2 separate regions of the Mus musculus genome follow, and region 1 is linked to region 2. The links are chromatin loops, found by intact Hi-C in ENCODE. Cell type or tissue: left cerebral cortex. All regions are shown on one strand.

What was found. Hi-C counts contacts between places; a loop is a spot of excess contacts. Peaks named below come from ENCODE experiments on the same cell type or tissue, not always from the same donor. Only the 100,000 strongest peaks of a DNase experiment are listed, where the experiment ranks them.
Region 1: a loop joins it to region 2, with 2.3 times the contacts of the local background. A loop is called at or near these places in 4 of 42 quality-filtered maps.

Annotation. Positions count from the first base shown.
Region 1 is chr7:56,204,245-56,212,244 of GRCm38, forward strand. It overlaps Herc2 (HECT and RLD domain containing E3 ubiquitin protein ligase 2), which reads left to right. Exons shown (of 93, transcript NM_010418.2): 73 at 142-300; 74 at 390-508; 75 at 1,068-1,193; 76 at 1,624-1,779; 77 at 2,278-2,393; 78 at 2,484-2,682; 79 at 3,448-3,662. Among named protein-coding and RNA genes, the nearest start is that of Oca2, 32 kb to the right of the region's middle. In left cerebral cortex, no CTCF peak of the experiment used is centred here; no DNase peak of the experiment used is centred here.
Region 2 is chr7:56,151,274-56,159,273 of GRCm38, forward strand. Herc2 (HECT and RLD domain containing E3 ubiquitin protein ligase 2) reads left to right here. Exons shown (of 93, transcript NM_010418.2): 39 at 1,170-1,351; 40 at 1,771-1,918; 41 at 1,993-2,189; 42 at 2,504-2,734; 43 at 3,742-3,880; 44 at 5,114-5,257; 45 at 5,587-5,729; 46 at 6,018-6,285; 47 at 6,375-6,511. Among named protein-coding and RNA genes, the nearest start is that of Oca2, 84 kb to the right of the region's middle. In left cerebral cortex, no CTCF peak of the experiment used is centred here; DNase peaks (open chromatin) are centred at 4,606 and 5,433.

The sequences.
Region 1 (8,000 bases), 53 kb after region 2:
TAGCAAAAAGCTTGACTTCTAGGATAGCAGTGCTGTGTTCTTCCCTTACTCTGTGTTCCAGTGGGAGTTGAGTTGTGAGTTTGTCCATAGGAGGTGGTCCCCACCATATCACATAGGGACATTTGCAGGACTTCTTCACAGGCCCTAAGGACCTCCTCTCGGATCGCTGTGTCCTCTCATGTCCATCCATGGACCTGGTGACCTGTCTCTTGGACTTCCGACTCAATCTCACCTCCAACAGAAGCATCGTCCCTCGCCTTGCTGCCTCTCTGGCTGCGTGTGCTCAGCTGAGCGCCCTAGGTTAGTGGGATGTCCATGGTCATCGTGTCTGTATACTTAACTTGACAAAGGTAGTCCAGATTCTAAACTTTGCCTGTGTGTTGTTTCAGCTGCCAGCCACAGAATGTGGGCTCTTCAGAGACTGAGGAGACTGCTCACCACAGAATTTGGGCAGTCAATTAACATAAACAGGCTGCTGGGAGAAAATGATGGGGAATCCAGAGCTTTGGTATGAAGCATTAGGGTTTCTAGACCTATGACCCTTTCAGGATAAATGTGCTGCTATAATCATTAAAACCTCTAAACCAGCCTGGAGAATTGGGAATTCTGCCTACCTATCAAGCAGCTTTGTCACATCTAGACCTTTTTCTTTTTTCCTTGCTGCTGAATATGCTAAGTTCAGGCTGGGCTAATTTTTAAAGTCTGTGTATTGACCCCTGTGAATATAGGTCTGTGTTAGATTTTACAAGCCTCATTGGCCATATCCCTTTTATTGTGTTATAATGAGAACATTCCATTCCAGTTTTTTGTAACCACTGGAGATGAGCTGGATTTGTACGCCAGAGAGGGAAGTTCCCTGGGAGGGGCTAACTAAAACTAAGACCAAACATTCTGAAAGTTGATACTTTCTTTGCGCTATAGACACACCCTTTCCCAAGTTGAGAATTTAAATACTCGTTTCCTTTTTTTAGGGGATATAAACTCCTTTACTTATAGCAACAAAAAAACCCTGAGGCTCACTTGCATTCTGGATTTCTGAAATTCAATATTGTTTTGCTGTTTTTAAGAGTTTTACAGGCAGTGCCCTTGCTGCTTTGGTGAAAGGCCTTCCAGAAGCTTTGCAGAGGCAGTTTGAGTATGAAGATCCTATTGTGAGAGGTGGCAAACAGCTGCTCCATAGTCCATTCTTTAAGGTAGTATTTACTTATATTTAAAGTGGTCCTGTCTAGCTCTTTGGGTAGGAGAGCCACTGAGAGCTGTTATGGGAGGTGTTGTGCCATAGACCTATTTGGGAGCAGATCTTAGTGTCACTGAAGGGCTGTATGAAGTATGTCTCAGAAAGTGGTTATGTGATCAAAGCCTTTATTCCAGAGGCATATATATAAAGCATGCTTTGAAATACACAGATGTTCTTAGTTATTGTATGATGTGGATGCCCTAACTGTTGTTGGTCTGAGTCCCTGTGTCTTCTGAAGCTGTTGTCTTCCTAGAAACTCACTCTGAGAAAGTGAGGAGCTTGGGAGCAAGGGTTCTCATAGCTCAGGATGGTAGCCAGTGGCCTTCTCTCAAATATTAGCTTTGTTTCTAAGACTCCCCATGTTTCCAATTTTTTGCTGACTGCAGGTGCTAGTAGCTCTTGCTTGTGACCTGGAATTAGACACACTCCCTTGCTGCGCAGAGACCCATAAATGGGCTTGGTTCCGAAGATACTGCATGGCCTCCCGAGTTGCTGTGGCCCTGGACAAAAGAACACCATTGCCTCGTCTGTTTCTTGATGAGGTAATGTGTGTGTATGTGTGTGTTAATTAACTAATTTTTGGAATTCCTTTTGAGCTGTATGATGAAAAAGATGCCAATGTATAAAGACAAAGTTTTGCTAAGCAATACCTACCATAAAGAAGCTTATAGATAAAAACAGGTACTATAACATGTAAATTTCAATTAACATTAATTTTCAGCAAAGTAACCAAGATATAGTGATATGGTATAGACTTTTCTTTTTTTACCATCTAAAAGTTGACATGATAAAACTGATTTTTTTTGTACTAAGTATAAAATCATGTTGATGTTGGTGTAACTTCATATTACCATTTAAAGATTCCCCTGTCTTCTTACTGTAACTGATTTTCTTCTTTTGCAAGGACAAAGAGTAAGTCAGGTCTCACACTGTATCTTGGGCTGATCTGTAGCCCAGGCTGTCCTTGCTAGGATTGCAAGTGTGGATCACCACATCCAACTTATTTGTTTGACTCATTATTTCATAATAATGTTCCATAGGTTGCTAAGAAGATTCGTGAATTAATGGCAGACAGTGAAAGTATGGATGTTCTCCATGAAAGCCACAGCATCTTTAAAAGAGAGCAAGATGAGCAACTTGTGCAGTGGATGAACAGGTATTATTTCGGAACTAAGAGACAGTGCTGTACATAAGTGATTTTACACAAAGTTCTTTACATCAAATCTTCTTTTAATGTTTGCTATAGGCGACCAGATGACTGGACTCTTTCTGCTGGTGGTAGTGGAACCATTTATGGGTGGGGGCATAATCATAGGGGACAGCTTGGAGGAATTGAAGGTGCAAAAGTAAAAGTTCCCACTCCATGTGAAGCACTTGCGACTCTCAGACCTGTGCAGTTAATTGGAGGAGAGCAGACACTATTTGCTGTGACAGCTGATGGGAAGGTAAGGGTACAGTGTGTGTGTGTGTGTGTGTGTGTGTGTGTGTGTGTGTGTGTGTGTGTGTGTGTGTGTGACAGAGAGACAGAGAGAGACAGAGATATGCTTCATTAGGGTTGAAAAAGTTGTGACAAGCTGTTTTTGATTCTTGTATGTGTAAGGACTTTATTAAAGTACTATCTGAAGAATGATTATGGTAGCGCCATTTCTGTATAATATTTAGATATATTTTAACTACTTTTTTTTTATTTTGAAGTACACTACATCCATTAACTGTATTACTTTTAAAAATTAAAACACTGCCTGTCAGTCTTATTTTTTTGTAATGCACCTCATGGATCTCTGCAGATAGCCATAATCTATAATTTTTATTCCTTTTCAATTTGCATGCTTATATTTTTTTTCCTTTTGGATAAGAGGAAGGGAGCTGTATCCTTATAATTGGAAATCAGGGTACAGGACTGGTTGGGAGAAGGGAACACAGTCCTCCAGTTATGTCTTTGTGGTTGTGCCACTGGTAACTCATAGGATTTTCTTCTAAAAGGCCTCACGTCTCAAAAATCTTACTCTCTCTCAGTAGCACTACCCTAGGAACCAAAGTTTTTACACATAGATATTTGGAAAACACTTCTCCAAACCAAAACAGTATATAACATCTTAAAAATTTCCTGTGATTTGGGGCTTTAAGTTAAAATTTTCTCTGTGGTGTAAATGTATTGAATGCTTATTCTTTGCGGTAACTACAGGAATATTTCTGCTTTCTCATCTTAGCTCTATGCTACTGGCTATGGTGCTGGTGGAAGGCTGGGGATTGGAGGGACAGAGTCAGTGTCTACTCCAACGTTACTGGAGTCCATTCAGCATGTGTTCATTAAGAAAGTTGCTGTGAACTCAGGAGGAAAGCATTGCCTTGCTCTCTCTTCAGAAGGCGAAGTTTACTCTTGGGGCGAGGCAGAAGATGGGAAGTTGGGACATGGCAACAGAAGGTATTGTGTGAAAACACCAGTTTCAATGATCTCTTTGGTTTGCTGTAATGCTGAAACACTGTATTGGTCTTTGTAGTTTAGAACATGTGCAATAACCTGCTCAGATCAGGAATGTTCATGACTTGTTTGTCAGAAATTGGTTCACATGTCACTGTATATGGGCTTACCCATAGGACTCCTGTACTAGGAGGGAAACATTAAGTTTTGAGGTTTTTACTTCAGATTTTATGAATACTAAGCATCCTTTTGTTCATCTTGTTCCTGTCCAGTGAATCACATTGGCATTTTGGATATTATTACATGTCCAAAACTATGAGTATAGAACAGATGGGATGAATAATAGAGAAGGTACTATTCTTCAAACAAAAGAATCAGACTCAATTGTTTTTTAAAAAAATGTATTGCACCTACTACCCAAAGTAGAAATGGAAATGTATCTTAGAATTAACTAAAAAACGCCAGACAAAATATACAGCAGCCCAAAAGACACTGAGTATCAGACAGCAATATAGAATTTCCTTAGAAGTAGGAAACAAACACGGCTAGTTCAGAAAGTTTCTCCAGTATATCATCAGACAGTTCCCAAGTCATAGAGTAGGAAGGAGAGACCCTGGCAGTTGGTGACAAAATCCTGTAGTTTAGAGAGGAGAGAACTGGAAATCTAAGGAGGTCAAAAGAGGTAGACTCTGCGGAGCACCACAGAAGAGAGAGCTGTGTGGACAAAGAGACCCCAGAGACCGGAACCCAGTAAGGCAGTCATATATAAAGCCTAAGAAAGCAGCCAGATGATTGAAAGAAACGTTCCTTGGTGCTCACAGCCAGATGATTGAAAGAAACATTCCTTGGTGCTCACAGAGAAGAGAGAGAGAGCTCCCAGAAACCTCATACAGAAAGGAATAACAAAAAACTAGAGAGATGACTTAGATGACCATCTGTAATTCCAGTTCCAGGATGTTATGACCTTTGTGAGTACTGCACACATACTGTCCACTTACATGCAAGCAAAACACTCATACCAATAAATATATACGTGCCCATTAACAGGAGAAACAATGAACCATACACTACTAGTATGATTCCTTTTCCAAAACTTAAAAACTGAAACCATTTTTCTAAATAATAGAGCTCAAAGTTCCATCATTTTGTTAAGTTCCATCATTTTTGTGACTATAAATAAACCCTTATCAAGGTAAACTTTATAATGAATCTGTAGCCACTCAAAAATTGCACGTATGCAGAAAAACAAGAGATACACCTATATGAGGAGAAAAGCTAGTCAGTCAAAACTGGTTCAGAAATGACACAGTGATAGAATGTTATTTTAACCACATACCATGTTGTTAATAAACAAGTGAAAGCTTGAGCATGTTAAATAGAGCCTAAAAATTATTTAAATCAAAATTTTAAAGATGAAGAATATGTTCACAGAAAGGAAAAATGAATTTTATGGAATTAATGCCTGAATAGATGTTGTAGAAAAAAAGACCAGAGAAGTGGAAGACATAACCATAGAAAATATCCAGAGTGAAAAGGCCAAGGGAAAAAAGGAATATACAGCTGACAGAGCACTAGTGAACTATGGGACAATCCCATATTTAAGGTATTCATAGTTAGAACATTTAAAGGAGGAAAAGGAGAGATTTTAAAAATACCTGAAACTCCAAACTGACAGCTATAAGCTCATAGGTGCAGTAACTTAAAGAATCCCAAGCAAAAGAGACACGAGGAGGAATATAAAGATAGCACCAAAGTAGACTGACAGGAGGATTTCGAAAGGAGTCGGAGCGGGTCACATTAAAGGCATACTTAAAGGAGTAAGAAACTATAATAAAGTAATGCAGTAGGTATGACATCAGAAAACGTAGTCATCTAGAAAACAAACAGCAAGGTGAGATCTTACACCTAGTATGTTTATATCAGTGTAATGATTTAGCACTCAGAAGTCAGACTCTGGTCTGGGGAGATGGCTTCGTCTGTTTTGTCTTGGGGGCCTGAGCTTGACTCCCTGATCCCGTAATTAAAAAAAAAAAAAAAAAAAAAAAAAAGAAAGGCATGGTGGCATACAAGGAGGCAGAGACAGTCAGAACCCTAAGGCGCTCAGTGGCCCAGTCAGCCCAGCAAACTGGACAAGTTTCAAGTCAGTGAGAGATGCTGTCTCACAAAAAGGTGATGTCCTCTGAGGATCAACACCTAAGATTGTCCTTTGGTCTCCATACGCACACATGTGCATGATCACTGTACACACTCAAAATAAACCAAAGTAAAAAAAAAATGAGTACTATGCTAATACTAGTCTCAAACAAACAAACCCACAATATTTATGTTAATATTGTATACAATATTGTTCACAGAAAAGAATATTGACAGGGACTAAAGTGTTTTCTTCATAATGAAGTACTTCTTCAGGTCATCAAGAACACAGAGCAAGTAGTAAGCTTAGTACTCACTGATGAAAAAATAATATGCTCCAACTATGGAGCTAGAGGGATGGCTCAGCCGTTAAAATCACTGGCTGCTCTTGCAGAGATCAAAGCCAGGTTTAATCCCTAGCATTCGCATAGTGCCTCACAACCATTGTAGTTCCAGTTCCAGGGAATCCAACACTGGCCTCTGAGGGCCTTTCACAGGCACACTTGTAAGAACTGCTATAGCTGCAAGGGTAAATGAGACAAATCCCCATGGCCATGGTTTTCAATATCTTCCTTTAGTAATAGATAAAAAAGTATGAAATACTTTAAAAATTGGGTAACTACAAACGACCTAATTAATATTTTGAGAATACTGTGACAAACAAAATACTAATCCTTTCATGTGTACATGGAACACCTACAAATGTAAATGTAGACTATGCAAAATAGCAGATTTTACATAACAAAAGGATTTAAGCTCATACAAAGCTTATTCTCTTGTCTACAAGGAAATTAAATTGGAAATCAATAGCAAATCTGAAAATCATCCCCTAATACTTGGAAAGCAAGTAATACATTTCTATACTCAATCTTAGCCAAGAGGTAGAAAAGCAATTAAAACATCAGAAAAACTGATAGATCAAAGAATGAGTGAAAAATCAAATGCTAAATAATTTTAAACAGAACAAACGTGAAATTGATTTACTAACATGTGTGAGATCTAGCAAAAGCAGTACTTTGAAGGAAACTTACAATGTGAAGAGTGTCTTTTAAAGACAGTAGCAACACTGGTACAAAACCATAACTTCAGGATGTATACACCATCATATAGGAATTCCTGTTGGAGGAAGGACAGACTACTCAACAGAAAAAAGGGTCAGAATCCTTAATACAAAAAGCCAGAAAGAAGAAAGTAGGAAAATAGAGAGGAAGACTGGTTCTTGGAGGTAAACACAGTTAGCAAAACTTCTATCAAGACTGATGGTGAAGAGATTTCAGGTCACAGGAATTTTGGAGATGAAGTATTTTCGTGCATATTGGCAGGTATCAAAAGATCACAAAGTAAAGCTGGGGATGTAGCTTAGTGGTTAAGACCATCTTCCCAGCTTACTTACCTCAGGCCTGGTGGTCTCTAGGACCACCAAAATAAAATAGATCTTTAAAATTAAAACAACAAAACATCTGCCACAGAAAAGAGAAAACAAAAAACCTAGAAGTAGCAACCAAGTGTGATTGCGTTTTTCTGTAATAAGGTACTTGGCTGAGACAGGATAGAGGTCCCATGATTAGCCAGGCTGCCCTGTGGGTTACATAGTGAACTCTGGGCACTTGAGGACTGCATGCTGGGCCCTGTTTCAATCAGCAGAAATCACAGTTTAATAAACAGCTTTAAAGCAACAAAGATGACTTTTTAGAAGAATTGGACAAACTCAAAAACAAAAACCCAACAATCCACAGACTCAAAAACTAATTTTTTGAAAATACATTTCACAAACCAAATGGCTGGTGATTTGTGATGTAATGTAACCTAATTTTTTCAAAACCTTCAAGAGAAAGGAGAAGTCTCCATGATACCTTTTTGTTTTGGGAGACAGGATTTTGCTATTTAAAATTACTTGGGCTGGCCTCAAACCTATAATCTTCCTGCCCAGCCTCCTGACATTGCAGGTGTGTATCACTAAACCCATTTTGGATTTTTTTGTTTGTTTGTTTGTTCTTTTTGTTTGGAGGCCTTAAGGATGTTGAGCAAATTTTCAACCACCAAGCTAGCCTTATACCCCAACTCATTATTTTTTTTAAAGACTTTACCTTTATCAAAACAAGACTCAGAAAATAATTCTTAAAATCTTAAGAAATCAAATCCAATAGTATACAAAAGAATAATACTATATGATCAAATGGCATTTATGCCAGAATTCTTAATATTGGG
Region 2 (8,000 bases):
TGGAAGCAGGGATTGCATGTGCATATATATGTAAGTGAGCACATGCATTGTGTTGGTGTCAGACAGTGATTTCTGTGGTTGCACTATTTTAAAAGTATACAGGAGCGTTAAGGTCAGAATTTTGAGTGTCACAGCGAGGAGGCTTGGTTGGTGATGCGGGAGAAAGTGAGCACATGTCTGTGCATAGGTGGATGTGAGTGCAAGTGGACATGTATGAATGTTAGAGTTTGTCTAAGTAGTTGTTTAAACATGTCTTATTTTATGTGTATGAGGGAGAGGGATGCATATACATGAAAAGTATGGGCTTGCATCTTAGGTTCTATATGTATATGTGTAATGAATGGAGATTATATCATTCTGATTCTACTAGTGATCACAGTGGTAGTATAGGAGAGAGTGTGTGGGTATATGTGAGTGACCATGGCAGAGAATGTTTGAATGTTTGAGTAGTTTATGATTTAGTCTTTAGTATATGTGAATGTATGAGAGTGAATGTTAGTGTGTGAGCCTATGTCTTATGTGAGCTTGGAGGGTTGGAAGGCAGCACGGGGCAGAGGAAGGTGCTGCTATTGCTGCAGTAGGATCTGGGAAGGTCCCAGCAGAGTCCTGTTGGAACTCAGATATCAGGCTACATGTCCTAGCTTGAGACGGAATAGACATGTCCTGGGAAGCGAGAAGGAACAGAAAACTTCATTCTCACTGGAAATATAGCATGTCTCTCTCATCCCAGCATCAGAGAAGTGAAAGTAGGGATCATGTGCTCTGGCTACCTAAGAAAGAACGGAGTAAAGTCCATTCTCAGTCCTCCAGTGCAGAGCTCGTGAGCGTGGAGTAGACATCTTAGCACACAGATCAAAATGAGATCATAGGGACATTTGAGGCACATGAAGCATATTCTTAATTACTGATGTTAGAATTATAGATTTTATTTCCTTGAAACTGTATAAATAGATTAACTAAATTGATTTCCATTCAGTTCAAAGGTTAAAAATAAATGCTGTGAACTGTTTGTTGAGCTAAGTTAAAAACCTTCCTCTACTGCTCTCACATAGTCCTCTTGGAAATTAGCCAATTGCCCAAAATGAATTAGCAGGTTATGTAAGATGTGAGGGTTGTGCTAATGCTTTATTTCTCGACTTGGCCTGAGCTTGTCTTGTCTCTTCTGGCAGCTCCTCCAGACAGACTGGTGGCCCGGGAGCAGCACCGGAGCTGGTGTACACTGGGCTTCGTCCGCAGCATTGCCCTCACCCCACAGGCCTGTGGTGCTCTCAGCTCCCCAAGGTGGATCACACTGCTCATGAAGGTTGTGGAAGGCCACGCACCGTTCACTGCTGCCTCCCTGCAGAGGCAGGTAATGTGCTGCTGGCAAAGCCCAGCTCATCGCGAGACCGGGCAGTACGGAAGCCCCTGACCTCGTAACCAGGCGTCTTTACTGATGCTGAATGGAGAGTAGCACTGAGTAGTTGTTCTGGCTTCTTAGGTTGCTGAGGTTCTTGGTTACTGCAGTCCTGTAAGTTGCTAGTGAGTTTATTGCCTTATTTGCTCTCTGCCCCATTGGAATAGTAGTGTGGTTGCCAAGAATTAAGTTTAAAGAACAATTTTCACTTAAACAAATTACATTTATTTGAAATTTCCTGCTAATCCTGCCTATTAACCAACTTGATTAATAATGAATCAAGTTGTACATCATTAATTTATTAAAGGAAGTAGAAAGAAGGTAAGAATGTGTAATGTCTTTTAAAATTGTCATTTTGTGTTGTCTCTGATCAGATCTTAGCTGTTCATTTGCTACAAGCAGTTCTTCCATCATGGGACAAGACAGAAAGGGCACGGGACATGAAGTGTCTTGTGGAAAAGCTGTTTGGCTTCTTGGGCAGTTTGCTTACTACTTGTTCTTCTGATGTTCCGTTACTTAGAGGTGAGTGGCTGTGCCTTTACTCATTTCTTCTGTTCAGTGAGCAGTGTGCGTCACAGCTTTTCTCTCTGCTTCAGAATCCACGTTGAGAAAGCGGAGGGCCCGGCCCCAGGCTTCCTTGACTGCCACCCACAGCAGCACGCTGGCTGAAGAAGTGGTGGGGCTGCTCCGCACTCTGCACTCCCTGACCCAGTGGAATGGCCTCATCAACAAATACATTAACTCCCAGCTTTGCTCTGTCACACAAAGCTATGCCGGAAAGACATCAGAAAGGGTGTGTTTCATGTTTTCACATAAGCACGGTGGGACTTTAGCTTTTAAATTATCTTTTAAAACACAAAGTGTTTTTGTTTCACCATTTAAGGGCATTTTAATGGAAATCATTATTGAAGAAGTTTATAATCCAGAAGGCAGTCATGTAAAAAGGTTTGCTTGAGCCTTCAAGCCTGGGACAGTGGAATGAAATACTCTGTCCTAAAATAAATTTATAACTAGTAAGTGAGATAAAGTGACTCGTAAGGCCAGGCAGGCAGTTTGGAGGCCTGTGCGCCTCGTCCTTACTTGCTCTTTCCTTCCCTCCTGCACTAGGCCCAGCTAGAAGATTACTTCCCAGACTCTGAGAACCTTGAAGTGGGAGGCCTCATGGCAGTCCTCGCTGTCATTGGAGGGATTGATGGCCGTCTGCGCCTGGGAGGCCAGGTCATGCATGATGAGTTTGGAGAGGGCACAGTGACTCGCATCACTCCGAAGGGCAGAATCACCGTGCAGTTCTGTGACATGCGGATGTGCCGAGTTTGCCCACTGAATCAGCTCAAACCGGTATATAGCTTGTGCATAGTATTAGGGGTGAAACTGGCTTGTGACATTAGAACTTGGAAGAACCTCTACTTTATGTCGCCTTCTTGGAAGCTATGAGAATCAGGAGAGTTACCTCTTTCCTTCTTGTGCTAGTTTATACACCCAAGAAAGGCCTGACTCATGGGGGCATACAGCCAGGGAACTTTCAACGTCCTAGACATAAAAAGGGATTAACAATCTATAAGGTAATTTGTAGAAGTTTGGCCCTAGTTCTTCCTCCCAGCCTTGTGCTCCCAGAAATAAGACTCAGACTCAAAATACACTTACAAATACCTTAACCGTATCACTTTCTAGTCACATCTTCCAGTTGAATCTACCATCACGCTTTCCTGCCTAAGCCATAGGCTATAGGCTTTTTAATTGACAGGTGATGCATCTATACAATACATAAGCTATTCTCTCTACAGTAACTTTAGCAGTTTAGGAGTTTCTAAAACATTTTTATTGAATAAATTTCTAAAAAATGACTTCTAAAAAAACATTTTTTCTTTAGTTAGAAAAATGTGTTGTAATTATGTTGAATACCATATCTTAACTAGCTGCTGTAGCATAAGCTTATGACTTAGGGACAGTAGAGAAGATTTATATAATTTTGATGTAACCCAAGTGCAATTTAACCAATTTTTAATAAAATAAGTGTTTTGGTTATATTAAAGGAATAAATACATGTAGAAAATTTCGAATTTACAGAAAATTTCTTAGATTATAACAGTCACCCTGATGTATTACTGACAACTGGTTATGAAAACATTAATATAGATTATATCATATATATATACATACATATATATATATACATATATATATATACACACACCTTTATCATTCTGAGGTATCTTTCAGAATTATTCTCAGATGGACATGACTTGGGGTTTGTGTGTTTAAATTTAGGGTTCATGCTCTAATACGTCTCAGACTATACATTAACCTCACCAGCAACTCTGACGGTTTCTGTGCTCTCTCATCAGCTCCCTGCTGTGGCCTTTAGTGTGAACAATTTGCCTTTCACGGAGCCTATGCTTTCTGTCTGGGCTGAGTTGGTGAATCTTGCTGGAAGCAAATTGGAAAAGCACAAAACAAAGAAGTCAGCAAAACCGGCCTTTGCAGGTGAGTATATAGTGCTCCGTGGTGAAGTAGTCAGAACGGGCGTCATTTGCCTTTTACTCAGAGTGCATTCATATGACTGCTGAAACCTTGGAGTTCATGTGGATTCAGTGCTTATCAGTCTATAATATAGGGAATATAAGATACTTCTTAGGTTTTTGTCTTTGACCTTACATTTGGAACCTCAGTGCTTCTGACTGTCAGTGTTTAATTTAATTTAAGCAAACTTTTAGGATACTGCGTTCACTTTCTGTCTATCTCTGGCTTAGGACACCATGGGTGTCAGCCCTTTGTCTTTGGATTCTCTTGGCTTTGTTTCTGTGCATGGTGGATAGCTTGCTTAAAGCTTTCTTCCCTTTGGGTCTAGAATACTACCTTTATGACTTTCCTTTTCCTGCCCCTTGGCTAATCTCTGAGATTGTTTCTTTGCTTGCTTTTTATACCATTGAAATAGTTGTGGTTTCACTCATAACCCCCACCTCATTCTGTCTGCTCTTTGATCATACTCCCCCATATTTGTTATTGTTGCTCCAGCTTTTAGGATGGTAAACACCTTTAATTCTGCAGTTCACAACTCTGAATGGCAGGCTCGTGGATATAAACAACTGTTTGTCTCAAATTCAGTCTACTTTCTTGCAGCTGCCACCATTTTTTTCATCATGGTGAACAAACAACTGCCAGATGGGCCAAATTTAGGTGTTTTCATTCTCTCAACCTACACTTACTGTGCTGCCTCCTGGGCCTCCTGCATATCCTGCTGGGGAAAGCTATTCCTCCCCTGCACAGACCATCTCGGGTGGCTTCCTTGGTCTGCTGTCAGACACGTGTGGCATGGCTTCACATCACTGGACCAGAGAGCTCATTCTAGGGAAATGGCTCCAGTTATACTAGATGCATTTGAGAGAATCCCTCATAGGATTATTGTAAGAAAATAAGAAAATGTTTTACTGGTGTCTGGTTAGAGTTTCAGAAATTTGGGAAATATTTAATGATGACACTGTATGTTTATGTGGTTCGCGTTTCCTGCTCAGCTCGTTAGGACGGCTAGCTAGAGCTTTGAAGGAAGAAGCTAGGGATCAGAAGAGTTTACTTCACGACACTAATATGTCACTGATGTGGGTGATCAGTTCACTCCTGAAGGTCATGGCACTGCCTTCATGTTGCAGAGATGACATGGTCGGTGAAGAAGAGCCTGAGCTGGATCTGAGGTTCTTACTGGGTTCCTTTGTTCCGTAGGGCAAGTAGACTTGGACCTGCTGCGGAGCCAGCAGTTAAAGCTGTACATCCTGAAAGCAGGGCGGGCACTGCTTTCCCACCAAGACAAGCTGAGGCAGATACTATCTCAGCCCGCGGTTCAGGGGACTGGAACTCTTCAGACAGGTATATTGTTTTCTTTTTCTTAGAAATGTTTTAAATACATTTGAGAGAAAGGAAGATACTCTAGTAGAAAAAATATACAAGAGATATGAATAATCAGGTCTTAAAAGGAGATTACGGGTGTCTTACACCCACACAAGGCTGTGGGGCCTGACTGCTAGTCACCAACTGTTAATGCAGTTGTCATCTTAAAAGATTTGTGAATCTGCGGGGTGAGGTGGAACTCTCATGCCTAGCTGTGTAAGCTATGGTACAGGAAGCCAGTGCATTATCTAGAGTAGAGATGTTGGTTGTTGAAAAGTAGAGTGTTTAAATTGTGCTTTTAAATTCAGATGATGGAGCAGCTGCATCCCCTGACCTTGGGGATATGTCACCTGAAGGGCCACAGCCTCCCATGATCCTCCTTCAGCAGTTACTGTCCTCAGCCACTCAGCCATCTCCTGTGAAGGCAATATTTGATAAACAGGAACTTGAGGTACACTTGTCTAATCTTGACAGTTTTAATTCAGTGTACTTAGTTGTGAGTGACTAATTGACTAGCAGTTACTGAAGCAGTCAGCAGCGTTATTTGACTATCAATTCTCTTACCTAGCTTTCCTGTCTCTAACACGTTTTATTAGTTCATTTTGAGACTCACTCATGAATCTGGGGCTTCCTGTAATGCAGCTCATAGAAGATGTTGGTCATTCACAATTCCTTATATGGTAGATAGTAGATAGATATTAGATAGAAGACCATCTACAAACCTTCCTTATCTGCCCAGGCTGCTGCTTTGGCTCTCTGTCAGTGTTTGGCTGTGGAATCCACACATCCTTCAAGTCCAGGGTGTGAAGACTGCAGCTCCAGTGAGGCCACAACCCCAGTCTCTGTACAGCACATCCATCTTGCCAGGGCGAAGAAGCGCAGACAGTCCCCAGCCCCTGCTCTGCCTATTGTAGTGCAGCTCATGGAAATGGGATTTCCAAGGAAAAATATAGAGTTTGCTCTGAAGTCGCTCACCGGCACCTCTGGGAATGCATCTGGTTTGCCTGGTATAACTTTTTCTTGTCCATGCTTGCTTGCTTGTGGGTTTGACATTGTGCTATTGGTCTTGATGCCAGCTGAGTGTTTTTGCTCCTAGGTGTGGAAGCCTTGGTTGGGTGGCTGCTAGACCACTCTGATGTCCAGGTTACAGAGTTCTCGGATGCAGAAACACTATCTGACGAGTATTCAGACGAGGAGGTGGTAGAAGATGTGGATGATACCCCTTACCCTGTGGTCAGTAGCTTCCACGTGTCCTGTCTGTCTTATACGATGATTCTTCTATACTACTTCTTCCCATCTCTTAAAAGAACCAGTGAACTTTTCTATGAGATTTACCCACAGTTCTGCCAGACACATAGCAAAGTTACCTGTTTTGCTGCTGAGATAATTAGCTTTTCTCCGTTAAAATTTCTCTCAGTTTTTAAATAAACCATTGTATAGCAATCTAGTGATGTTGGGTAGTTTTTAGAATATACTGAAAACACTGGAAGATTATGCCTCTTGTAGACACAGTTACCTTGGAAGCTGAAAGCAGGAAGATTGCTTGACCCTGGGACTTCAAAGCTGGTCGTAGCAATATAGTTAGATATTGTCTGGTTAAAATACAAATAAACATTCTGGGCCCTCTATAGCAAGAGAATCATGAGTTCAAGGCTGGTCTCCATTATATAGCAGTTTCTGACTAGCCTTGGAAGCATGGAAGTATTACACTCTGTCTTAAAAAATACCTGGCATGGTGTTGCATGACTGTAATACCACTTTGAAGACTGAGGCATAGGATCAAGAGTTGGAGACTAGCCTGGGGTACATAGTGAGAGCCAGTCTAAAGACAACCACCCAAGCAAGCAATAAATCATGTTTTATGTGACATATTGATTTGTGACCTGAGAAAATTGTTTTATAAAATTCTTATTTTAGAGGCTTGGAAATTTTTGGATATTGAGAACTGTTAAAATTCATTTAGTCTAGATAGATTTCTAAGTGCTTAAGAGCACTTGTTCTTGTAGAAACTTGGATTTCATTCTCTGAACCCATATGGTGGCCTACAACTATATATAATTTGATCTGTCCTTGACTTAGTTAAGGTTTTACTGCTGTGAACAGATACCATGACCAAAGCAAATCTTATAAAGGACGACATTAATTAGGGCTGGCTTACAGGTTCAGAAGTTCAGTCCATTATCATCAAGGTGGAAGCATGGCAGCATTCAGGCAGGCATAGTGCAGGAGGAGCTGAGAGTTCTTCATCTGAGGGCTGCTCGTGGAAGACTAACTTCCAGGCAGCTAGGGTGAGGGTCTTAAGCCCATGCCCACAGTGACACACCTACTCCAACAAGGCCACACGTCCATATAGTGCCACTCCCTGGGCCAATAATATACAAACCATCACAGTTCTCTCTGGGCACCAGGCATGCATGTTGTATACATACATACATGTATGTACAACACTATGATATGATAAGGTATAGTATATAAATTTTTTTTTATAAATACTTATTTTGCATACTGTGCCATTGATATTAAGGTAGAAAGATTTTTATAAAGAAAACACAGTATTTCCTACTGCATTTGTTTATACTATAGATTTCGTGAGTTTTTTGTTTGTTTGTTTTTCTTTTCTTTCTTTCTTTCTTTTTTTTTAATAGGGTCTTACTATTTACTATGGCTGGCCTGGAACTATGTAGACCAGAATAGCCTCAAACTGTTACAGAGATCCATCTGT